Regions from separate parts of the Homo sapiens genome. Here all the other regions are linked to region 3. Evidence: chromatin loops called from intact Hi-C (ENCODE). Cell type or tissue: heart left ventricle. All regions are shown on one strand.

Evidence for each region. A loop is a pair of places that touch in the nucleus more often than their neighbours do. Peaks named below come from ENCODE experiments on the same cell type or tissue, not always from the same donor. Only the 100,000 strongest peaks of a DNase experiment are listed, where the experiment ranks them.
Region 1: a loop joins it to region 3, with 2.1 times the contacts of the local background. A loop is called at or near these places in 4 of 110 quality-filtered maps.
Region 2: it touches region 3 in a loop (2.4-fold over the local background); 12 of 110 quality-filtered maps call a loop at or near these places.
Region 4: a loop joins it to region 3, with 2.0 times the contacts of the local background. A loop is called at or near these places in 5 of 110 quality-filtered maps.
Region 5: a loop joins it to region 3, with 2.0 times the contacts of the local background. A loop is called at or near these places in 6 of 110 quality-filtered maps.

What each region holds. Positions count from the first base shown.
Region 1 is chr18:13,302,614-13,307,613 of GRCh38, reverse strand. The region is part of intron 2 of LDLRAD4 (low density lipoprotein receptor class A domain containing 4); the gene reads right to left. Among named protein-coding and RNA genes, the nearest start is that of C18orf15, 66 kb to the right of the region's middle. RefSeq lists enhancers at 3,005-3,504, 3,505-4,006. In heart left ventricle, no CTCF peak of the experiment used is centred here; no DNase peak of the experiment used is centred here.
Region 2 is chr18:13,452,090-13,457,089 of GRCh38, reverse strand. All of the region lies in intron 4 of LDLRAD4 (low density lipoprotein receptor class A domain containing 4), which reads right to left. Among named protein-coding and RNA genes, the nearest start is that of MIR5190, 5.4 kb to the left of the region's middle. RefSeq lists enhancers at 849-1,494, 1,495-2,138. In heart left ventricle, no CTCF peak of the experiment used is centred here; a DNase peak (open chromatin) is centred at 3,118; H3K27ac peaks cover 3,253 bases.
Region 3 is chr18:13,518,270-13,523,269 of GRCh38, reverse strand. All of the region lies in intron 4 of LDLRAD4 (low density lipoprotein receptor class A domain containing 4), which reads right to left. Among named protein-coding and RNA genes, the nearest start is that of LDLRAD4-AS3, 50 kb to the right of the region's middle. In heart left ventricle, no CTCF peak of the experiment used is centred here; a DNase peak (open chromatin) is centred at 2,784; H3K27ac peaks cover 1,084 bases.
Region 4 is chr18:13,291,982-13,296,981 of GRCh38, reverse strand. All of the region lies in intron 2 of LDLRAD4 (low density lipoprotein receptor class A domain containing 4), which reads right to left. Among named protein-coding and RNA genes, the nearest start is that of C18orf15, 55 kb to the right of the region's middle. RefSeq lists an enhancer at 4,713-5,000. In heart left ventricle, no CTCF peak of the experiment used is centred here; no DNase peak of the experiment used is centred here.
Region 5 is chr18:13,435,409-13,440,408 of GRCh38, reverse strand. It overlaps LDLRAD4 (low density lipoprotein receptor class A domain containing 4), which reads right to left. Exons shown (of 7, transcript NM_001378100.1): 4 at 2,025-2,165. Among named protein-coding and RNA genes, the nearest start is that of LDLRAD4-AS1, 10 kb to the right of the region's middle. In heart left ventricle, no CTCF peak of the experiment used is centred here; no DNase peak of the experiment used is centred here; H3K27ac peaks cover 1,614 bases.

The DNA.
Region 1 (5,000 bases), 220 kb after region 3:
GACCCCCTTCTCCTCAAAATAAATGTAAAAATTAGTCAGGAGTGGTGACATGCCCTGTGGTCCCAGCTACCTGGGAGGTTGAGGTGGGAGGATCACTTGAACCTGACAGGTCAAGGCTGCAGGGTGCCAAGATGGCACCACTGCACTCAGCCTGGGCAACACTGCAAGACCCTGTCTCTTAAAAAATTTTTTTTTAATTAAAAAAAGAAAATCATAAGAAAGAGAAAATATATTTAGTATTCAGTAAGTGGAAGTGAACCATCATAAAGTTCTTCATTCTCGTTATCTTCACATTGAGTACGCTGAGGGGAGGAGGGAGAGTCAGGGTTGGCCATGCTGTCTCAGGCGGGGCAGAGACAGAAGCGATGAAGGAGGTGGGAACCGGGACAGGAAAGGCACGCACACTTGGTGTAACTTCACAAAACACACTGCAATTTCCATCTGCCTTTTTTGCTTTTTCATTTATCTAAGTGTTTCTAAACAGCACCAATTCTTCTTCCCCTGTTTGTTTAGTTTCAGTGCCCACTTCATAGACGGATTCATGTCATAAAAGAAGTCAAAAGCAGTCTGAATAACTGGAACCCTTCTGCCAGACTGTCTAATGTCAATTTATTTTCTGGCACTGCTTCTTCTATGTTTTTTTCCCATCACCTGGCCCTGGTTTGGAAGTACTTATCTCCATTAAGTCGTCCTGTGTTAATTCCTCTGGTGTGGTGTCTACTAGCTCTTGAATTTCTCCAAGATCCATATCTTGAAATCCTTCCTTCCCCCTCTCCCCTGGCGCACCTTTTTATTTTTTTTGCCATAGCCACAGTCTCTTTCATGATTTCCTTGGTTGGCTCTGTTGCAAATCCCATGAAGTCATGCACAACATCTGGACAGAGTTTTCTGCAGCAGGAATTTATTGTTTCGGGTTTGATAGCTCTCACAGTTTTTTCTGTTACAACAGTGGCACCTTCAATGGTGAAATCCTTTCAGATTTTCCTGACCTTCTCTCTATCAGGGTTCTCCTTCACAGCGTTATTATCCTTTCCATAGAACGCCGTGTGTAATGAGCCTTAAAGGTCCTTTTGAGACCCTGATCTAGAGGCTGATATGAGATGTCTTATTTGAGGGCAAATAGACCATTTCAGTCTTCAGCCTTCAGTGTTGAACTCATGGGGTTCTGGGTGGCCAGGGGCACTGTCCAGTATTGAAAGAAGTTTAAAAGGCAGTCTCTTACTGGCAACGTACTTCCTGACTTCAGGGACAAAACACTGATGGAACTAATCCAGGAAAAGAGTTCTCACTGTCCAGGCCTTCTTGTTCTACAATCAAAAGACTGGCAGCTGGTGTTCACCTTTTTCCTTCAAGGCTCAGGGGCCGTCCTGTTCATAAACCCAACTGCATTTGCACAAAATGATAAGAGTTAGCCTATCCATGCTGCTTCTCTTCCTTACTAATAAATGTCCTTTGTAGCTTTTTTTTCCAGAATAGACCACTTTCATCTGCATTTATAAACCTATAGAGGCAGATATTCTTTCTCCTCAATGATTTTCTTAATGGTATCTGGGAACTCAACTGCTGCTTCTCCTATTATCTTGACTTTTTTTTAAGCCAAATCTCTTTCTAAAATTATCAAACCATCCCTTGCTGGCACTGAATTCTCCATCTTTAGATCCTTTGCATTTCTTTTGCTTTGTCATATAACGACTTTGCTTTTTCTCAAATCTTATTAGAGTCTATAGGTGAGCTTTCTAATAGCCATCCTTCTACCATATAAAAGCTGCATTTTCAATACAAGATACAAAGGTATTTTGCAAAAAGTGCAAAGTTTTTGTGCCTGTTGGCATATAGCTGCAGTGACGGCTTCACAAATTTCCTTTTCTTTTTTCCAGTGGTTCTTATGCTGGTTTCATTTATCTTGAAATGGCAAAAGGTAACCACAGCTGCCAACCTCAATCTACAGCACAAATCGAGCAATTCAACTTCTTCTTGCAATGTCATGACTTTTCTCTGCTTCTTGGGAGCACTTCCAGCATCACTAGGGGTACTTCCTATGGGTTTGGGTCCCATGTTGCTCTTCGAGGCTTATGGTATTGCAGGAAATACAGTGAAAATATGCAAGAACCTCAAGAGATTCCTTTTCACTGTGACATGAAATTTACTGTTGAGAAGAACTGCTCATGCGGAGATGATAAGGATCACATAGTGTCTTAAGTGGATACTGAAAAAACTTGAGCTGACCACAATAGCAACCAGATGTGGCTACAAAATTATTACAGTAGTATAGCAATGGACTACAGTTAATTTTATGCAGTTATGATTTAATACTACATCTTTGTGTTTGCGTTACATTTCTCGACTGCAAATGGTACCATGTATATATGTAAGTGTGTGCATAAGTTTTGATAAGATTTAACTTTTTATAACAGGTACGCATATATTTTACAGTAATAAAAATGACAAAATAGACTAGTATCTACATATATTTTATGCATTCATGACATGCCTAACTTTGTCTTAATTTTTTTCAATATTTCTAGGCTACGAGATTCATATGCAAGTTTATTCAAATATTTGAAAATCTCCAAAAATTTCCAATATATTTATTGAAAAAAATCTGTATACAAGTAGGCCCACACAGTTTCAACCCATGTTGTACAAGAGTCAACTAAGTTTTTCAGTTTTTCAACTGTGAAATGATAAACACGCCCTCCGTCAGCAGGCTGACGCATGCAGGCTGAGTCTGCCTTCCTCACACTCCTTCCGTCTGCTGTGTCATCTTCCCTGTCCCCATCCCTAGGGATCCCTCCTACACCCCCACAGCAGGACCAGGTTTAGCAGTCTCCCATCTTCAGGTCTGTGTCCATGACAAGGAGTTTCATAAAATGGAAATTATTCTTGAATATCATAATTTGAAACCAAAACAAATGGGGCCCATTGCCCAAACCTGCAGCAGGTTAAACTCAAAAGGGCTGATGTTGCCATGACAAGGATTGAAGCGTGTGTCGGTGTATACAGGGCAGTGGCTGCCTGGCCTCATTCCTCAGGGGAGTCTGAAAGAACCACCTTCCCAGCCCTCCCCAGCAGCTTCCAGGTGGCCTGCCCCACAGCCTGTGCTGCGACAGCATGCTGGGGACTCCCTGAAGTCATCCCTGCTGCACGAGACCATTCTGACCAAGCCAGGCCCAACACAGAGATACAGACCTGACACTAGCACCAAGAGGGCCATCTCCCATCTCTGCACTCTTCAACATGTGAGTACCAACCAACTGTGAGCTCAGGAAATCTTCTTTGAAAAACTAACTCCTCCTCCTCCCCTTCCCCACGCTGCCCACACCATACAGTCACAACATTCTACAGAGGAACCACCTTTCAGCCAGAGATGCTGAGAGGTGGAGACCTCTAGGAATATCTAAGGTCCAACTCCTGTGCAACATCCACCAAGATGAGCCCTGAGTGTGGAAGCCGGGAAGCCGCCCAGGTCCTGGCCTGGGAGCCTGTGCACTGGAGTCCAGGACTGCAGCAGCAGGGCTGCCTCCCGGGGGGACCAGACCCCAGGACCCTGGATCCACCCCTGGCGGTGCAGGACTCTACTCAAATCCTTCCAGGTGCTTGCTTTGCCTGAAAAATTCCAGAAATGACTTCCTGGTGACAACTGCACTGTCTACCAACACTTCAGGCCATAGTTTGCAGATGACTCGTGGGCCTTTGTACAACTGAAGCTCATTCCTTCTTTTCATCACATCTTATGGAGCAGCTAGGATCTCCTTAGCCCTCTTACTAGGAGAACCTGGTGCTTATCTAGCTAATGCCTTCAACAAGAGGTCCCCAGAAAGATGCATGGGCTTCCCATTCCTAAGAGGGTTCTGTTCTATTTTGGGGGTTTTTCATCTTCCTTTCTCTTTTTCTTGGGGAGTGAGGAGGAGGGGGATTCATTTAAAAGATTTAGCTCATGTAGAAAATAACTCCCTTTTTCTTTCATCAAAAGGAAAGTCTCGGACAGGAGCAGTAGCTCGCACCTGTAATCCTAGGGCTTTGGGAGGCCAAGGCAAAAGGACTGCTTGAGCCCAGGAGTTTGAGACCAGCCCAGGCAACATAACGAGAGCCCCTCTCTACAAGAAAGGAAAGAAGGAAGGAGAAAAGGAGAGAAGGAGGGCAGGGAAGGAAACGGGGAGAGAGAGAGAAAGAGCGAGAGAAAGGAAGAAAGACAAAAAAAACTAGCTGGCATGGTGGCATGCACCTGTAGTCCTAGCTACTCAGGAGGCTGAGGAGGAAAGATTGCTGGAACCCAGGAGCTGAGGCTGCAGTGAGCTATGATCGTACCACTGCACTTCAGCCTGGGCATCAGAGTGAGACCCTGCCTCTAGGGAAAAAAAATTGTCTTCAGAAGACAAAGTTAACCTATTTCCCCCTCAACGGATCTGACGAGACATCTGGGCCGGGGTCTAGGCACCACATGGCTGCTGTCCAGCATGTGCCCTGCAGGGGTGCACTCCTGCCCTCCGGTGCCTTCCCTGTGGGCAGCTCTGAGGTCAGCTGAGTGCCCAGGGCAGACAGCCCCAGGCCACTGGAGAAGTCTAAAGAATCTGTCTATTCATTAAAGCCTACCCCCAATAAATCTTTCTAAAAAGCAGGAACCAAAAGCTTTCCTCTTGGACCATGGCCAAGTTCTCATTTTACAGTCAGCAGCAGGTCGGGCTCCAAATCTGCATATAACAGTAACTGCATGTAACATAACTGCACTGCATGTAACATAACTGCACGTAACATAACTCCATATAACAAAACTGCATAAACATGACTGCATGTAACACAACTGCATGTAACATAACAGCATGTAACAGTAACTGCATGTACCATAACTGCATAAACATAACAACTGCATGTACCATAACTGCGTGTAACAGCAGTGCATGTTTTCCTCCTTTCCCTCTGTAGTTGCAGAGCTAGCAAGGCGTTCTGGCCTCCAGGAACCTTCTCACCAGGGCATACATTCCCCTTCCACTTGGGGCAGA
Region 2 (5,000 bases), 66 kb after region 3:
CTGACACTACAGCAGGTGTCCACTGCTGGGCTGTGGGGAAGCCCCACACACTAGGCCACAGAAGTGTTCTTCTATGTGGATGACTGTTCTCTGCTCTCACACCAGAGGAAAAACACAGGGTGAGGGTTTTCCCCAGGCAGACAGAAATCCTGGGAGCTGAGAAAGGAGGTGAAGGAGGAGTGGAAGGAATTTTGGATAGCACTGTAAGCCACAGAATCTAGAAAAAACCACATATCCCAAGAAAAATGGGTGGCATTGTTCTGCTGACCTATGATTTACTGAGCCTGAAGCTGGGGCTCAAACCCGCACTGATAGCATACATTGGTTCATGTCTGCAAATATAATAGTTTCCCATTTCTATTTATATAAAATACCCTTTTAAAAAGCAAACTTATTATGAATACATGTGTATCTGATGGATTTGTGTGTATATGTGCATGCACATGGACCCTGCACTGGACATTCAGGGACCAAAAATAAACAAAACACAGACCCTCCCTTGGAGGGATTTACTCATAATCTAGTAAGAGAGAAGTCATTAAACACATAATTAAAATCCAACATGATGTGGGTTAGAGGAATCCAGGGGCAATACAGGAGCATCATAGAAAGAGAAAGAAAGGAAAGGCAACTGGCCACTGAGGCGTGGAGAGGGCCTGGATAGCGTGACGCACGCCCTTCACCAGAGCTGCCCAGGGAAACCCTGGCAAGGTGCACAGGGAGCAGGAGGGAAGGCGAGAGAGGGCACCCCGGTCAGGAAGGGGCACCCCCGTGTAGATGTGGCACGCTCAGGAAGGCAGGCAGACGGCGGGGGGACCATGCTAACACTCAGGCTCCCACTTTCAGGCAAAACGTGTACATGCTCCTCGTTCCCCACCACAGCCAGTCATTTTGGTAATTATTTATTCACACCTCAAACCACAGCACCTGACACCTGGAACTCTGCCCTGTTTCCTGCCTAGGAGTCCGTGACAAGATGTCCCTTAGTTCTTGGAAGATGTGTTCCTGCCACAGCAGTGACACATTCACTTCTCCTCCATATGCTGGGAGCCAAGCAAGGACACGTTTCCTAACAATGCAGACAGCGCGGGACATGGCGGGCGCTCCTGCCAGAAGTCCCGGCAGGACTTCTACATGGAATTCAGGGCAACCAGACTTCGGAAGCTGGGGCTCTGAGTAAAACAGACTAATAAACAGGCTTGTATTTTAAATGTTTGCTTTCTTCATAATCTTAAAAATATACAACTGCAATTTATCATCCATTTATCTTAGCACCACCAAGAGTTGCTCAATTGTATGTTAGATCACCAGAAATGGCACCCGGTGTGGGGCTGAATGCAGCTGAAGGGGAGGTTGCCAAGCCCCCGGATATCTTCCCTGGGGCTGTGTGGAAGGAGGAAGCCAGATGCACAGCTCTGCCCCAGCCACGGGGAGGACATGACTTGGCCCCCTCTCCACCTTCTGCCTGTATCTCAAGTGATCCGGCCCAGCTCATCAGAGGGAATGACGACCCACCCTCAGAGCCGTCCAGGCTGTGGGGGGATGCTGAGCTGCTCCTAGTGTCTCCTCTACCTGCTCAGCAGGAGCAGGTGCCCCTGCAGCCTCCAGCCTCTTCTCACCATGGCTACCCAAGGGCATCTCATGACCTTTACGGGCCTCATAGATGTCACATCAAACCCAGGAAAAAGCACCACATCCCACTTGAGACAATGAATTGCAGGTGACTATTTGACAAGCCATCACGTTTTGTCAACATTTAATTAAATGTGTGCATTTTAATTTGGCAGTTTTCGCTGCCTATCTTGGAAGCAGAATTTTTTTCAGGTCTGCAATATTTGCATAAGCCCCCAAAAAGCCTGGAAACCCCAGGCCTCCTGCCTAAGTGCCCACTGGGTAAAATGACCTGTCTGCCAGCCCAGCCTGAGGAACATCCCTGGTCCTGGTGCCAGGACACCTGGTGCCTCTCCCAGGCAGCACCTATGCCCCCTCCCCAGCCCCCAGCTCCTGCACATACAGGTGTCCAGCATCCACCAGCTTCGCCTCCCTTGGAGGGACACCCTTTGGACTGCCTAGCTCAGTGACATGTTTGCAGGGTTGTGATCATCCACTCAACAAACGCGGACTGAGCACCCACCAGGGCGCATGCCCTGCTCCCGCCGCAGGTGATCCAGCACTGTGCGCAGCCAAGTGGGATGCCTGATGAATGAACACATCAGGACCAAGGCTGCTGCTGAGGGCTTGGAGTGGTCTGATCTCCAAAGGCAACATGACATCCCACACATCCCCATTCATCAGGGACTGTCACAGCAACACAGTGCCTCTCTGCCCTCCAGCACCTTCTGGACCAGGCCAGCCCCTTTCCCAGCTCATCTGTGCCTGTGCCCAGACCTGTGGCTCAGGTGGATGGCCATCCCGGGCCAGGCATGTCCTGCTGCTACCCTCTCTGCAGAGACAGGCATCCTTCAGCGTGGACAAAGCCACCCACCTGTAAGCAGATAGCCTCTGGCTGCCTTGTCTACTCACTGAGTGTATGTTTCATCCGATGGATTTCCCCAAAGTAAGAGCACGAAAATAAGGAGTGAGGTGCCTGGCTAGTAATAAGGGCAAAGATGATGAAGAGAATGGAGTCATTTCCCAGGCCGACCCAGGAAGCAAATGGAAGACAGCACTGCAAGCCAGACACTCAAAATTCCATATTATTCACAACTTAATATAATGCACTTAAATCATCCCTTTAAATGTGGTATACTGGAATTCTTTCACAAATTTAGACAATGCATTTGGAACCCCTTTCTAGTGCTCAGAAACTCCAACTAGATAAACATTAACCACAAACAGGATAAAATCCAATTTATTTTCATCAAACGACTGCACCCTGTTATCATTGCTAACATTCCCTCCACGTGAACACTGAGTCTGCTTGCGCATCTAACAGTCAGACAAAAAGGGGTCTTATATCATCGCAGAGCCAGAAAGACAGCACACCTTATAAAGGAGGCAGGATGCCCCTTTTGGAGAACACCCCGGCAATAAACAAAACCACCATGAGAAGCTGGGTGTGCACGGCGCAGCCTCCGGCTCTGTCCCCGCAGTCGGCGGCAGCGCCGGAATGAACATCTGCAGTGTGAACACGGCGCCCATTAGCTCCCGCAGCCTGTTAGCATATTTTAATGCTGTGATCACAGCTTTCTATTTCCATCAAGGCGCCACGAGGTGCTAGACTCTGGATCACACATTGCGTCATTATTGTCCCCACTGAACAGATTACACAGCAGTACTGGGGACGGGGCTGGGAGGTAATGAGGGGCAACAGAGGGAAGGGCAGGTGGAGCACCGGGCGCCCTGCAGAGGATGGGTGGGCACTGCTCAGAGCTGGGGCTCTCATCTCAGCGGGGGCTCAAAGACATCGCATGCCCTGATCAACGTCTCTCTCAGACACCTGAAAATAATAACACTATTTACAAAGAAACACCTCTCTTGGCTAAATGTTCCATCTAATATTTATCTCATTAAAGTTAATAACAGAGGTCAAGTCACCATTTCAGAATGCTTTTTTTTTGCGTCACAAGTGACTCCAGGGATCAAACCTGCCTTCCTTGCCGGCAGCTGCGAAAAACCAGGCTTGAGGTGTTAATAAACCAAGGTCACTACGGAGTAGCGGAGCTGCTGACTCTTGATTTTAACTCATTCCTGTGATACAAAAAGTGCACAAATCCATTGTCATGTATGACACAAACAAGTTTCAGGGCTGGGCCTCCAAGAAAAACATCATGAAGGGTCCTGCTCCTTTCGAACCTCACACCCCAAGTTCACACACAGCAGGACACCAGTTCACGGGCCTCCTCATTTCCAAAACGCGAGCACGTGCACGCAACCACAGGCACACCAGGAGCAATGCAAAACAAAGTCCACCATCATCTGTTTTCAAAGGGCAAGATACCGGGGTCCTGCTTCTTTTAAAACGATGACTGTCCCTGTGATTCCTGCATTTCATTTGCACATGATGCAAATCCCGTGACCTCACGCTCGCTCATGTGCACCCCTGCGGTGCTCCCCATGCTGAGCAGAGCACAAGCCCATCTCTGTGCCCTTTCTCTCCCTGGTCATTTGCACTTGGAAAGCAGCATTCCATGTAGCATCCCCCGTGGTCCCCCTCACTTGCCCCAGGACGTTGCCTCTGGCCTTCCTGGAGGTTCTCGCTGGGGGTCACCCCTCAGGCTGAGGCTGGACTCATTGCCACTGACCTCCTTAATCCTAAGGAGGGGTCCGATGAGTTCTTATCACATATGGTTGTTCTAACAATTAAATGAGATGACTCAAGTAAAGCACTTAGCAATTAGTAAACACGCGACCTGGTGGAATTGTGGAGAGAAGTTCATACACGCAGAAAGCTCTTTTGAACACTGCAGAGCATGACCAAGATGCTGACTGTCAGGACTGCAGATCCCTCCTATGTCGGTATTTTTCCAACTCCCCAGCCCCAGGCTGACTCATAGCAGCAGCTCTGCCCAGGAGCAAGGACTCCCGCCTTCCTCCTTTCCAGCTTCAGAAGAGTCTCCTCCTGTGCACTGGAGTTCTTCCGTCCACATCTCCACTCTCTAGGCTCGATCCTACCCTCGCAGAGACTTGCTCACAGGGGTCCTCCTCTCTCTCTAGTGCACCCACCACCTTTGCTGAGCTATCCCTCTGCCAGGAGATAGCCCCAGACTCCTCCTCGCCCCCCTCCACGGCACCCAGTCTGCACCCGCTGCATCCTCCAAGCGCTGCAAGGAGGGTGGCCAGGAGCCGCCGCTGCCACCGTGAACCCCAAAACTGGGGACACCACACTGGGACCCTGCTGTGCCGGGCACACTCTGACTTCCCTCCCTATTCATCTCCTGCTGTGGCTTTCATGTGGATTCCTCCAAACCCTTTTTTACATAATCCCAAAGGCACAGCTACTGGGGACCTGCCCCTCTGACAGCCTTCCTAGCTAGGCCCAGTCCCTACTCTCAGGGGCA
Region 3 (5,000 bases):
TCTCATGAATTGATCGGGGATGTCAATTACATCTACCAAATCCCTTCACCTAGGTCACTGAATTTGCCCTAATGTGAGGATACCCATCTGACCCCACCCAGGAAAGGAGACCACCCAGGGTGTGCACATCTTGGGGTGGGGGTCTTGGGGATGGTCTCAGAGTCTGCCTCGCACACAGTGGGGGCACCAAGAGGAGACTGCTGTGGACACTGGGACCTCCACGGGCACAGGCTATCTAGAATGTTGCCGGGGGCACAGCGTTCCTGCTCCTGGGCAGCTGGATCTGGGCTAAAGGACAGAGCCGGGAAGGTGGGGATGTGAGGCTGGAATGACAGGTGGGAGCATCCACTCTCAGCACCTCGTAAATGCATCAAACGCACCTTTACAAACTTCGTACATACATTTAAGATAACACTATCAAATATTTGCAAAAAGCTGACAATGAATTTCTGACTAAAATCCCCCCCCAAGCCCCAAAACACCCTAGGATTTACTGCTGGGTTTTTAAGTGTTAGGTTCATTTAAAAGAGTAGAAAACACATTCGGCTTAGATAAAAAAGACAGAGCTAAACATTCCAGATATGGCTTTTGTGTCTGATGCCATATCATTCTAGTCCTTTTTTTGTAGCATGTAAGCTTCTACCTGGATGACACAGGACAAAGACTGTTGAGGATTTCAAGCAGGTGCCATGTTCCAGGACATGAAGCCCAGCAAGTCAGTCACATCTCTGAAAACAGATCACATTTGCAGTTTAAACAAACAAACAACCCCTTAGGACCACTCAGTGCAGATACGAGATATGCAGACTAGCCCTTCCAAGGACCTGCAGGGGAAAGATATGTAAAAGGCATGCTCTTAAGCAACATTATACGATGAGGGTACAGTGCAATGCTACACAAATATTAAAAAAACAAAAAACAAAAAAAGGTCTGTTGTAGGAGATTTTCTAGAATCATGTATAATGTTCCACTTTCAAGGGTCTGCCTGGATAGCAGGAGGAGAGGTCCTTTGGTTCTAGAAAACAGCAAGGCTACAGGCTAATAGAGAATTATGCAGCTTGTCCAGAGAGCAAGAAGTCAGCCTGGCCAGCCACTGCTAAAAAGCAAGGCAATGGAATGCCACAGCATTTATCACCTTAAACAAAAGAAACAGATGGGAAATATTTTCCAGTTTTCAAAATACTGCTTTAGGGGAAAAAAATGATAAAAACAAACATGTTCAACAAGTAGCATTTGTTAACTAAGAGCTTCACGTGAATTACTTCACCATAACCCTGCAAAGTAAGCACTAGTGTCCTTAGCCCACCTGCAGACAGGAGACCAGGGCACTGCATGTTCAGCCACTTGCCATGGAGACAAAACCAAGTCTTGGAGCTGATTACTCACCAGCCTTAGAGAAAACAGAGACGGCTACTAGATTTCAAATTACAGTGCCAGTAATGTCTATTACTCTTTGTATAATTTCCTTATTTTTCCATATATCTCATTCTCATCTTACAAGAGTGCCCATATTTAAGATAATTTTTGTATGCCAAAACAGAGCAGGTCACCAACATGGCTGAGAGAAAGCTCAGATGACTCCTCGTCACGTGCTCATGGAACAGACCCCGTGACAACTTCAGTTTCCAAATCAAATGCAGCAACTGCTCCCTTCTTCCTCCTCACGCCACTCATATCACAAAAGAGAGCAATGACAGAGGATGACTGTCATCTTGTGGGTTTGTACCACCTCCCAAGTTATTCCACTGGCAATCCATCCAGCACAGGTACTCAGAGAGGACATTAATAAGGCAATCTGTCATACTTTCAACTCTCCTGGTTTGTTTTGCTCTATCCCATCTCTAATGAGAGCAAGTGCAAAAGCTCCTAATGACTCCAGATCTTCCACAACAGGCTGATTTTTACACCTGTAGCAAATCACAAAATAGTCTAATCATGTAAATATGCTTAACAAGAAGGTAATTAATCTTCTCAACCAAATTTTGCAAACAAATATTCATGGTTAAGACACAGAACAATTCCCAAGTGTTCAGGTCCTCATAGCTTGCAAAGCCAGGCTGCACGAGTGCCAGCGATCAAGAGTCGGTTGGGTCAGCCTCTCCCAAACTGCCCTTCATGGGACATATGTGTTCTGCAAGCTGCTAATGGGTCTTTTTCTAAAAACAAAAAGGACTCCAAGGCTACAACAGTAGGGAGACTGACTCATTAAGCAAAGTCTAACGGGCTTTCTGACTCTGCAAGGCATTCACTAGGCTACCTCCAATGGCGAGTCTTCAGGAAGACGAATTCCAGTGGCCTGTCCAAGAGGTGCCGAGGGTGGGGATGTATTCTCCAACAGCAACATCCCTTGCATTCTCTGACAAAGACTTTCCTGTCCTGTCTTCTTAATCTCAAGTGAATGTGAGGGCTTTTTTTTTTTCAGACAGTCTCGCTCTGATGCCCAGGCTGAAGTGCAGTGGCACAATCAGGGCTCACTGCAGCCCCTAACTCTCAGGCTCAGGTGATCCTCCTGCCTCAGCCTCCTGAGTAGGTAGGACCACAGACACCTGCCACCATGCCCAGCTAATTTTTTAATTTTTAGTAGAGACGAGGTCTCCCTATGTTGCCCAGGCTTGTCTTGAACTCCTGGGCTCAAGAGACCCTCCCATCTTGGCCTCCCAAAGTGCTGGAATGATAGGTGTGAGACACTGTTCCCAGCCTGCGGGTATTTTTAAGTTGTTCCCTCTGAGTCTCCCATCCTAAAGAACAGCTGCCCCGAGCACTTCCTATGTGGACATTCCAGGCAGCTGGGCCGTGTACACGATGTCCTCCCGCTCTGTCTGAATATGTCACTTCCTTTGTCAAGAGACATCTATTAATATCTCAGCAAACAGAGCACTAAAGATATGTAAAGTACAATTTAGGAAGAATCACCCTAGAGTCTAGGGTGATGGTTATTCTATACCCCACTGCTACTATTCAAGGTTCTCCCTCCTCTCGATCAGAGGATGCCAACAGGGCCAACTTTCAGGGGAAGCTGAAGACAGGCTTTAGCAGACTTGGGAAGCTGCCTCCAACTAAACGGTGAAAATTCGACTCATCCCCATGAATTCTTCTGAAGAATTACCAGCAACATTTCATTGCCCAATCCCCTAACAAGTGTGTGATAAAAAAGAACTGGCAAATTATAGGGTCTATAGAGGATTCTTATGGTTGAGAAAATTCCTTGTTCTCAAGGGCACACACAGGTCTACCCTCTTTTTCATGTGTATTCATTACCTAAATGCACCTGTAGCTAGTGCATATTTTACGTAGCAAATTCCAAGTATGTTTTAAACTTTAAGCTTTTGTACTTAACAGCATAGACTTGAGGCAACAGGACTTAGTTATAAAATATCCTCAGAAAATTTGAAGCTCATGAAAATGAAAAATCAATATGAGCTGGTAAACCAGCACTTTTTGGGTATTTACCTGAGATAACATGAGGTATGGTGGAAAATTTCATTTCCACTTTTTTGTTTTTTAGAGACACAGTCTCCTTCTGTCACCCAGGCTGGAAGTGCAGTGGTGTGACTTCGGCTCACTGCAACCTCCACCTCCTGGGTTTAAGCAATTCTCCTGCCTTGGCCTCCCGAGTAGCTGAGACTACAGGTGCATGCCACCACACCCTGATAATTTTTTTGCATTTTTTTAATAGGGCCGGGGTTTCACCATGTTGCCCAGGCTGGTCTCGAACTCCTGAGCTTAGGCAATCTGCCCGCCTCGGCCTTCCAAAATGCTAGGATTACAGGCATGAGTCACTGCGCCTGGCCCATTTCTGCTAACCTTTGGAAGTTGTCAAGTCTTTTTAGAAAAGGTAAGCATCCCCTTGAGGAAATCAATGAAAGAAGGGAAACCCAAGGCAGACAGGGAAAGAGCTGACCCCAGCTCCCCGGCTCCCTCCGGAACACCAGGGAGAGCCACGTAGGTTGATGCCACATGTTTCTGGAACTAGAAGGATGGTGAGTGAGTTTCATGTCTGGCAACAGTGAGTGAGATCCCCAGAGGAACCGTCTGCTGGAAACAACTAAAGTGCTGGATAAAGTAATCTTTAAAATGACAGTAAGAAAAAGTAAGCAATACTTGGAGCCCATGAGCTAAGGAAAGCAGGAACTTAGAGAGTTCATTCAGCACTCAAGGTTTCCACTTCGAAAGTATTTGCCAAAGCAATGAATTTGAGCTTCCATTTTAATGCACTCTTGCAGCTAGCAGACGGGAGACAAAGCCTAGGGCATTTCCACTGCGGGGCTCCCACAACGAACACTGCTGCTGAAGAAAGCTGAGTCTTCACAAAATTATATCCTCCGTAGAATGGTGAACTAGGAATAAATTCATCCCCGAGACCCTTCCTACCCTAGCGGCCTGCAAGGAAAATGACTAGTCTTGAAAGGATGGGAACAACTATCTCCACCCATGAGAATGTGTAACCATAAGTCTGCCCATAAGGAGGTTTATAAACTAAAATCATACTCTCTGGGTGAGTCAAAAACACCGAAGCCAGTAATAGAAAATAGTCAAAGCTGGGGATGTTTCCAAGACATCTGGTGGGTATAAATTCATGGACCCCCTGGAGAAACCCACCTTCAACCTAGGCCAAGAGTTTCCATAGATGTACTTCTAAGAATTATAAGCTCACTTTTAAAAAACGAAAATCACAAAACAAACAAGAAACAAAGCACCATGAGTGAGATCCAGCATAAACACGGGAAGTTTAATGAGACTTGCAAAGACTTCAGATGTGGGAAATACCAGATAGAGTGGGTAAAATTAAGTATGTTTAATAGCTTAAAAAGAAAAGAAGACATTGGGAACTTTGTATAAGGAGAAAGACGACTTTTTAAAATGACAATCCCATTTGAAAAGAACAGATACAGCTTCTGGAATGAAGAATATAATACAAGAAACACAAACCTACTGGATGGGTCTAGTAACACGAGACACAGCTGAGGAGTGAACTAATGACTGTAGGAAGTTACCCAGGA
Region 4 (5,000 bases), 230 kb after region 3:
CTGGGTGCAGACAGGTGAACTGACTGCCCAGGGCACATAACGAGTCCATGGTGGCTCCAGAAACCCACCCTGGTCAGCCTGCCCTCAAAGCTCACGGCCTCCTCACACAGCTGTGTGGTCATGACCTTGTGGAAAGCAGGTCTTAAAACAATTTTTAAAGGCTGAAAAGAAATGCACACAAAGGAAAATGTGGTTGTGTGAAAATAGTGGCAGAATGGATGGCTTCTGCTCTTTTCTTTGTTGCTAAATTTTCTTGTTTTTATTATTTTAAAATGCTTTAAATTAAATAATAAAAGGCTGTTTATGGCCAGGTTCTGTGGCTCACGCCTGTAATCCCAGCACTTTGAAAGGCTGAGGCAGGAGGATTGCTTGAGCCTAAGAGTTCTTTAAAAAAAAAAAAAAAAGGTTAAGAGAAGTCCTAGGGTGGGTCCCTAATCTGACGGGGCTGGTGTCCTTACTGGAAAAGGAAAAGACCCCTCATGTGTGCCCAGAGAAGAGGCCACATGAGGACCCAGGGACATGGTGGCAGTCTCTGAGCCCGGAAGACAGGCCTGACCAGAAGCCAACCCTGACAGCACCTTGATCTTGGATTTAGAGCCTCCAGACCTGACAGAAAATACATTTCTGTCATTTAAGTCACCCGGTCTGTGGTACTTTGTTAGGACAGCCCTAGCAGATTCATATACCTCAGCCTATCCTGACAGAGGACCCTAAAACATCTCACAAGCTTATACAGAAGAATCACAGCCCGGTCTGATTTGGCGGTCGCCTCTTGCGAAGCAGAAGTCATCTACGGCACTCTGTTCCTGCTCTAACATGACAGGTCATGCCTCCTGGCTTCTGGGCACAGCACTCGTGAAACCGCGCTGGAGGGATGCACGAGAGATGCCCGCCAGGCGCAGGAGCCCTTGACGGAAGAGGCAAGAGCGCTGGTTCTGCTCCTGCCTCCACCCTGGGCTGCCGGTGGGGTCCTGGGCAAGGCACCCCGCCTCGCAGCCTCAGGTCTTCTCTTTGCACAGTATGAGAGGGGAGCCAGTGATCTTCCAGGGTACTTGGGAGTCCCAAAGCTCCAACTTTACAAATTCTGCCTTCCTCAGCACACAGTCCTCAGTCTCACACACAAAACCCCAAATACAATTCTTTTTGTACAAACATTAAAAGCACACATATCAAAATATATACATGATGGTTTATTTCTACTAGAGAAGGCTTATAGCCTCATAGGAGCATGTATATTTAAGCCACAGCAGCTATGCTATTTCTTGCAGGTATTCAAGAATATGTATTCCCTGAAAAACCACACAAAGTTACTTTTCCCCCTTGGGAGTCACCAGACTACCACCATCATAGCTCAGTCAGTATACAATGCTTAACATTTCAAGGTGCCAGTTGATTCTTTAAAACACATTCTGCTTCTTCTACAGATTTAACTTTGTGTACAAGCCACTGGATAGGGAAGATATGTTTGATGTTATTAGTAAGTCCAGGTGACATGCACGATGCAGCTGACTTTGCAGGGAGATGGTGAAGAAGCCCTGCACCCACGCCAGGCTTCCACACACAGGAGCCACTGGTATTCCCTGGGCTCGGGCACAGTATGACCCCACACATGCAGCTGATCAGCGGATGCTTCTACAGAAGAAACCCTACAACATAATCAACTTTGAGGCCATCCCAGCCACAAGGTCCAGCTCAGCTTTCCAGGATGTGAGCATGTCATGCAAGAATATGCATGTTGGTGTGTGGAGGGTAAGCCCTGTGTGAGGGGAAATTCCAAGCAAGACAGAAAGTATCTTGAGTTTCTACAATGTCCAGATGCCAAAATGGGGTCTCCCTACTGCTGCCATATTTGCTGAAGCAACTTCCCCCTTAGGAATGCTGTTGGTCCAATTCCTCAGCCTGAAACAGAGATTCCACAATTTGCTTCTTTCAGGGCAAGAAGGGTTTACCTATGAATCCAACGCATGACCTTTATTGCGCTTGATACTACAAAGTCCTTGTGCATATGCCTAAAATCAGACCAGCCGGTCCCCAGTACACTCCCTTTTCCTAAGCATTTTCTAAAGACAGAATTCATGTTCCTGTCCAGCAAGAATACAGTCTCTCAGCTACTCCACATAAAAAACAAGCTAAAAAGACAACTTTTTTTTTTTTTTTTTACTATTTTACATATCAGGCTGTGACACTCAAACAAGTAGGTAGGCTGTCCTAATATCAAGTGTGATGTAAAAAGTCTGCAACCGGAATTTTCCTAGTGACCATTAAGACTCTCATTTTCAGTGGGCTCCACAACATCCTCCTCATCCGCCTGTGTCCCCGAGCGCAGGCCACCCCAGATGGGCCAGGCAGCAGTGAAGAGCCCTCTCTACAGCTCCACCGCCTAGGAAGGCTGGGACCTCAGGAGGTCGCGTGACCTCTCACATCTACTTCCTCACTTGTCATTGAGGGGTTTTAGTTCTATGAGATAGCTTTGGTCTCTTTCTGTTCTAAAGAAAAGACGTAACTCACTCTTCTATAATAACAGCTACATTTTAAGCCACCACAGACCTCATCCTTTTGATGACAAAAATGCCTTGCCATGCATTCAGGTCGAGTGATTAAGCCTTGTGGAGAAGGGGCCGTTATCTTGGTCAACGCTTCCGCACACCGGCTGGGCCGTCTGTCTGACGTGCCCCCAGCCCTCAGGTGCTGCCAAGAGCAGCCACCTGGACCACCTTCAGCCCTTTCATCGCGGACAGAAACTGCACTTCCCATGCACACTTCTCAGCTTACTTTACAGAGTTAAACTTAAATCACCGGAGGTTAATTAACCCATTTATGCGCAGTGTTCCATTATTGGAACGCTAAGCATGTGGGAGTTATTTATATCCTACTGCTCAAGGTCATTGCCAAGGTCTGATTTTTCACACGTCTGCAATTCAAAAAATTGCAACCTCCGGCATAAAAGGGTTTAAAAGGAGAACCACTGAGACAAATCTGCCATTCCAACTTCAGAAACAACTGAGTGACTGCTGACCTGGTATTAAAGTGCTCCTCTGGCCCCAGAAGCCTGTGAGCCTGACTCCTATGTGATCCCTAAGGTTGGACAGTGCCAGGAACAAAGCGTTTTCTGGAACCTAAAGCAAGGGGGGAAAGCCGCATTTTTAGAAAGTTTAAAAGTAAAGTTTACATGTAGCTTCAAAGGGGTGATCAGTGGAAGTGACAATGACTAATGAGATAAAACTGCCACCTGAAAATTAACATGCAATGCGGAAACACGGAGAGGGAAAGGGACATTTATCCAAGATGTCTTACTTAGAGAGACAGTCAGACTTTGTAAAAGAGAAAAGTATTCTAAAGTTATGATTTAATCCAGAAATGCACCAGAGATAACCCTTCTCCTTGTTGCTCTCCTTCTGTGACAGCAATGACAGGCTGGTGTGCACAATATTTCCGATATTTTTGCCCAACTAGACACTGGCCTGGCCAGCTCATTTGTATGGGGTTTGCATAGGTTTGCATAACTTCTACATGAGGAGGTGTTTGCTCCATGCATCTATCCTTAATTCAATAATTTCGGTATCTGTTCAGAGGTGGTAGAGGGGAAACAGAAGCCATAAAATAATCACAGTCAAATACTGCTGATTTAGAGAAAGCACACAAACACACACACTCACACAGGAGATTGGCTACAGGTCGTCTATGTGGCAAAACGTCACAGCAGCAACCTGGAATATTGTCTCCTCTCCTTTTACCCCACCCAGGACTAAATGAATATGTCTAGAAAAGGGTGAGTTTTCCAAAAATTGACCACAGGCCATAGGAAAGACATAAAACCAAATTACACATTTCAGTGCTTCAAAGACTGTCAAAAACTGTAATGTAGCCAAGAGCTCAACCAGTGATTTCAAGTTTGTGTTTTCAGCATGCATCCACCTTTTAAGTTAAGATGTCAGCAGTGAAGGTTCACAGCATTCCTGGGACGTGGTGCTCGAGCCCCAGAACCAAAGCTCGCCTGCCTCCAGGGCATTCTCTCCAAGACCTCGCTGAACTCGTGGAATCCGCATGGCCTCCGTCATCGTCTCATTTCCGGGCATCCCCGGGGTTGGAAAACTCCTAGATCTCTCTCCAGTGGCCTTTGTGCCCTGGAATTATTGAGGCAATTCAGTAACGGGATCGCCAATGAAAAACTTGTATCAGGAGTGTTGATCTCCCACAAAGTAGAAGGCCACCTACTGCTGCCTCATTAATTGCAAAATAAATCCTCCATGCAATAACCAGAAAACACTGTGCTGCTAAGTGAAGAAAGCAGAAACCAAGAAAGATCTTTCCACGCCTCATGGTATTCAGTCCCTCCTAGGGCTCCCTTATGCTTCAATTTCTGCACCTAGAGGCATGATTTGTAAAGGTTTTCAACATTTCCATGACAGAACTGGGCCTGAGAAAGCCCACCCCAATGGCATCCTCTCTCCTTTCTCAAAACGTACTGGAGATGTTTCATTTCATGGGATATTGTAAGGGCTAACCCACAGCCTACGGATGGGAGAATGTCTAGAATGTTTCTAAATGCCAAAAATATTTTATAACTCTAATGTTCCTGACCTGCCATCATCTCAAGCCACATAACCATCTGAATTAGTGGGAGAAAGTGACAGGAACAGAGCGCAGATCACAGGGCCACAAATATGCCCAGGGCACGCCCAGGCATTGTGCCAGCAGCCCACCCACAGACAGTCTATGAGCACAGCAAGGTGCACCCAGTGCTGCTGTTTGCCACGTGCCACTGAAGCACCCAAGCCAGTGAATGAGGAGAGTAATCTGGCCTGCAGACATGCTCTACCATTATCTCCATCCACCCCACAGCCAGACAGCCGGCAAGCTCCTAGAGGCCAGGGAACTTCTGAATCCCACAGTGCTTCACTGACCCCAGCTGCACCTCTGAAGGGCACACAGCAAATGCATGTGGACAGACTACACTAAAAACACCCAACTTCTGTTTGGTAGCCTAGAAGGGAAAATTT
Region 5 (5,000 bases), 83 kb after region 3:
GATGGATGTAACTGCTCCCTCGGCTTCTAGGCAGAATTAAAGTGCTCGCATTTTAAAAAATGAGTGGAAAAGCGATCTGGAGATAGGCCTCAAAAACCGGAAAGAATACTGACAAGAAAGGGAGCGAGGGAGGAGGGAAGGGTAGGAAGGAGGGTTGAAAACAAGGAAGCCCTCGGCAAAAGGGCCCTGAAGTAAAGGAGGAGCCCGCAGACCAGAAGAGGCCTGTGGAGCGCCCCAGAGCAGAGGCCGGGGCTCCAGAACTCTGAACCCAGTCAAGGCAGCACACAAGGTCCTGATATTCTCTACACAGCTTACCGTGGTGTGTCTGCTGTTAGTCAAGTCCAGAGAAAACAGAGTAAGATGCTGCTTGTACTCACCTCCTTCTAAGACCCCAAGCCTGGGTTGAGGTAATCTTGAGTGCTTAGCGCCTGGAATATGCTGCTCTAAGTGCTGGCTGTGGATTGTCCTGTGTGATACTCCAATAACCATTCTTATGTCCCCATTGTGGAGATGAGGGCACTGAGGCTCAGGAGATGAAAACATCATTGTTCCATCCATGTGGAAAGGCCAACAAGCAGGGTTCCTCAGGGCTCCCGACCCTCTGGCCTGCTGCCTGCTCATCCTCAGGGAGGTGCTCACCCAGCTCCCAGTCCCCCATCCTGACCTGCAGCCTTCCTCCCTCTTCCTGCACCCAGCCCTGGTTCCATGCACTAAGTAGCACACCCAGAGCAAGTGCCTCCGGGCCATCCTGGGCCTTGGGGGAGCAGGGGCCTGCAGGCCAGATGACTCCAGGTGAGAGGCAAGCTGTATTACACAGAGACTACCGCACAAAACACGGACCCAATGCCAGGCAAGCACGCGCCCAGCCTGAACCTCCAAGAACTGTCTTTGCAAAGTATAGAGATGGGACTCAAAGAGCGCTTGGTAGGAGAAAATGCAAATGGGAATACAATAGAAAAACTTGAGAAAAACTATTTGTACTATAAGACTCTTGAATTTAGCAAGCATAAATAGCAGGCTTAAAATTTGCTAGAGCACAGTCATTTTTATATTGGGGACATACGTAACTTGCCCCCCATATAAAAATACAGTAGGAATACAGAAAATAGTTTCTTTTTTTAAATCCCCTCCCATTTTCACATTTGCAGCACTGGTATTTATGTAGTCTAATTTCCATAACAAAAATTTTAAAATCTGTCTCAAATATAACTCCTCAAAATAATGTCAGTAAAACTGGGGAGAGAAGCTCAATGCATCATAAAATGATCTCAGTAAGAAGGCCGTGTGAGGAGGGTCGGCCCGGCCAACGCTCTTCCCAAGGTGTGCAACTGCAGAAAGATCCTCAGCCTCAACCCCCTTCACTTAGCCCAGAGAAACACAGAAAACAGTAAGCCACTTTTCCTAAGAGAAGTTCAGCGGGCTTTCAAAGCTGCCTTCTTTCTCTTTCCTTGTCACAAAAACCATGAGATCGAAAACCAACGAACTTCAAACTCTGACTCCACTTCTTCAAATTCAAGAAATGCTCAAAGCCTCAGCCTTGGGGATTCACACATGTCAAAACCTCACTCAAGCTGTTTCCATCCAGTATCTAATAGAAAAACACATGATCAGAACCTTCAAGGATCCCATGTAAATTTTTCTACTTTCATATTTCAGTTGCATGATTAATTATGTACCTTCCACATATCTTTCTTTGCTTATTTAAAATTACTTCTGAAGTAGTAATGTTGGTATGAAGAATACTAAATCAATACATGATTTCCTGGAATCCAGGCATTGCTCAGACAAACAGCAAAAGCCTATTTCAAAACAGCTCCGCTGACCACTTTAGAGAACAGAACAAATTTCTGACTTTTGAACATGCTGTCCCTCTATCCTAAAAGAAGAAAACATTTCCTTTGTGAAAATGCAAATCTCTTTCCTTAACCAGAAAACAACCTCCTTCCCATGTCCCAGTGACCCCACCTCCTAACCGTTTCAGAACCACATCAGACAGTGCCACCCAGGTGGGAGGAGAGACTTACAGTTGAAGATGCCCGGAGGCGGGTGCTCGGTCACCAGGAGACAGTTCTCTTCGTCACTGTTGTCCCCACAGTCGTTCTGTTGGTTACAGACCAGCGAACCAAGATACAAGCATTTACCACTGGTGCAGGTGAATTTGCACTCTGAAAAAGTACAATATAAAGCATGGAGCAGTCAATGCAAGCTTGGTGCTCTTGAGCTGTGACTGTCGTTGGTTTTTCTTTCCCCCATTTGCATGCCATGATTGTTTGGGAGCTCAGACTATCTGGAGAGCCCAGGACACTAAACTCAGAGAAGGGCCATCTGGGTAAGGACCTTCCTCGTCTGAAACACACAGGATGGTGCCCTCCTGCACTCCACAGGGGCACCGAGGCCCACCTTGCACGCCTCACTCTACGGCACTGCCCACACAGTAGCACAGGTGCTCTCTTTCTTTCCACAACCTGCTCTGCAAAAGTCATAGCTGTGGGGCTCTATTATTCGGTTTGAAAACATCCTTGGCAGTTCTCCACACTTCCGAGAATGGGGGAGCCCGTGCAGCCAGCCGTGGCAGGGGCCATCAGAACTCAGGAGCGCTGGCTTAACAAAAGAACACTCAGACATTTTATCTCCCACTTGCCACTGTCCTGTGGTGAGAATCTGGACAACATATTTCACCTCTCTGATGTTCATTCCTCTCATGCCTAAGAAAAATCAGGCATAATACCAGGCATGGGTAGCAGTGAATTTACAATGTAAAACATGGGAAAATCATGTGTGCTTTCTGCTAAAGGGCCATGCTGGTGAACTATAAAAATAGGGCAGGTCCCATACCCAAATCCTTATAGGCCACACTGAACACAGGCTCCCTAAAGTCTGTACGAATCAATATTTGAAAATGGAATTCAGTTTTGTAGGACTTTAAAATAAATTTGCACACTTAACACATTACTATCCATTTAAGCAATGAAGAATAAAGGAAGTTACACAATTATATACACTTGAGCACAGAAAGGTCCATTACATCTTACAGTGACTGTCATCCTGCATTCTGAGTGTGGGCTTGGCCCTAGGAAACCACAGAAGCTGGCAGGATTCACACAGCACGGCCCACTCAGTACACAGCGGGAAGACAGAGTCTCTGGAGGAGTCCCGGGTTCCTCACCGCCACTGACTGTCACAGCCTCTTCCTTTTTCCAGGCCTTGGTTCTGTCTGTCTGGAATAAGGGTGGCAGGCCTGGATCAAGTCCAAGGTCCTTTCAACTCAGATTTTCAATCATTCAAATAAAAGGCTGGGCATCGGCACACCAAGGCCTCTTCCAGCGATGCTAACCATGTGTGGGGCTACCCCATGAGAGCCCAGCCTGCCTCTCAGCGGCGAACTGTGGCCCGCAAGACAATAACCTTCACCTGTTGTAAAGAAACACAACTTAAGAGTCCTCAAAGTATTTTTGTGAACCTGTATAAAAAGCGTATTATAATCCTCCATTTGTTCACATTCTCCTAAAAGAGTATAGAAAAAGAAACCAGCCGAGCTGCTGACCTAGTTTAGAATAACATGTGAACACAGCCCAAATGCACACCCACAAGCGCCTCGCTAGCGGCGCCATCCAGGTTAGAAAATCTGTGTGCAGAGTGAGGCTGGGCCACGTGGTGGGGGTGCTGCTGGAGCCAAACGCTCTCTTTCCATAAGGTGGAAAGATTAAAACCCAGCTGTTTGAAATCACATTTACTAAGTAACATTTTTTTAACTTAATGGAAAAAAGGGATGTCAAGGGAAAAATTTATCTTCCTTTCCAAAAGAAATATTGGACTATGGATTTATACCAAACATGAAAAGCGCATTAACCGAAAACAGGTACTCCCTGTGTTGCTAAAACAGTGATTGGGAAAAAGGAATACTAATCTGAATTGAATCAAACTCTTAACTAAAAAGTTCACCATTGCTGTGGTTTGAAAGGATCCAAGGTTAGACTACCATATTCAAGTTGGTGTGGAACATTAAACTACCCAAGAAATGAAACCACATCCACACTTCACTAATTTTAACTTGTTGGGGGGAGACACGACATGCTTGCAAGGAAATGAATTCTGTGGCTCATTCATTCGTTCATATAACCAATATATTAGCCGCTTCTATGTTCTGTGCTAGGTACTGAGACATGGAAACTCGGAAGTGAATGAGCTAGCCCTCTTCAAAGAGCTTATGACATGAACTATTTTAAAAATATGAGCAGTGACTAATTTGCTGCTCCTTCCAAGGCCAAACATTTCCCTTCTTTATCTCCTTCATAATCTAGAGGGCCGCCCAGCCTGTGACAGGCACTCGGTGAATCACACATTTGTTGAATAAATGAATAATTTGATCTGAGCCTCATAAGAACCCTGTGAAATAATTAGAGCAGATATTATTCTTCCCATTTTATTCCATTTTGCCTCATCTCATAGCACTGCCTCAGTTTCCAAATCCACTTTAAGGAATGTGAGAGACTCACTTGTAATGGGCATGGCCCCATGCATAACAAAGTTCCCCAAATCACTTGTTGTCTTAAGTAGGCTCAACCTTACTCAGGAAACACTAACAAGGCTTGTGCTACTAATGTGCTTGGCTCTTACTTCTTAGATAACGGAAACAACATCAACCTATTAAATTTCAAATTCAGCTGGGTACAGTGACTCATACCTACACTCTCCACACTTGGGAGGCAGAGGCAGGAGGATCATTTGAGTCCAGGAGTTCTAGAGCAGCCTGGGCAACAAAGCGAGACCCTGTCTCTACAAAAAAGTTTAAAAATTAGCCAAGTGCAGTGGCACACTCCTGTACTCCCAGCTACTCAGGAAGCTAAGGCAAGAGGATCGTTTGTGCCCAGAAGTTCCAGGCTGCAGTGAGCTATGATCATGCTACTGCTCCCAAGCCCAGGTGACAGAGCAAGATCCAGTCTCTAAAAAATTAAAAATTAAAAAAAATCAAATTTATAAAATCTAAATCTCAGCAGTGA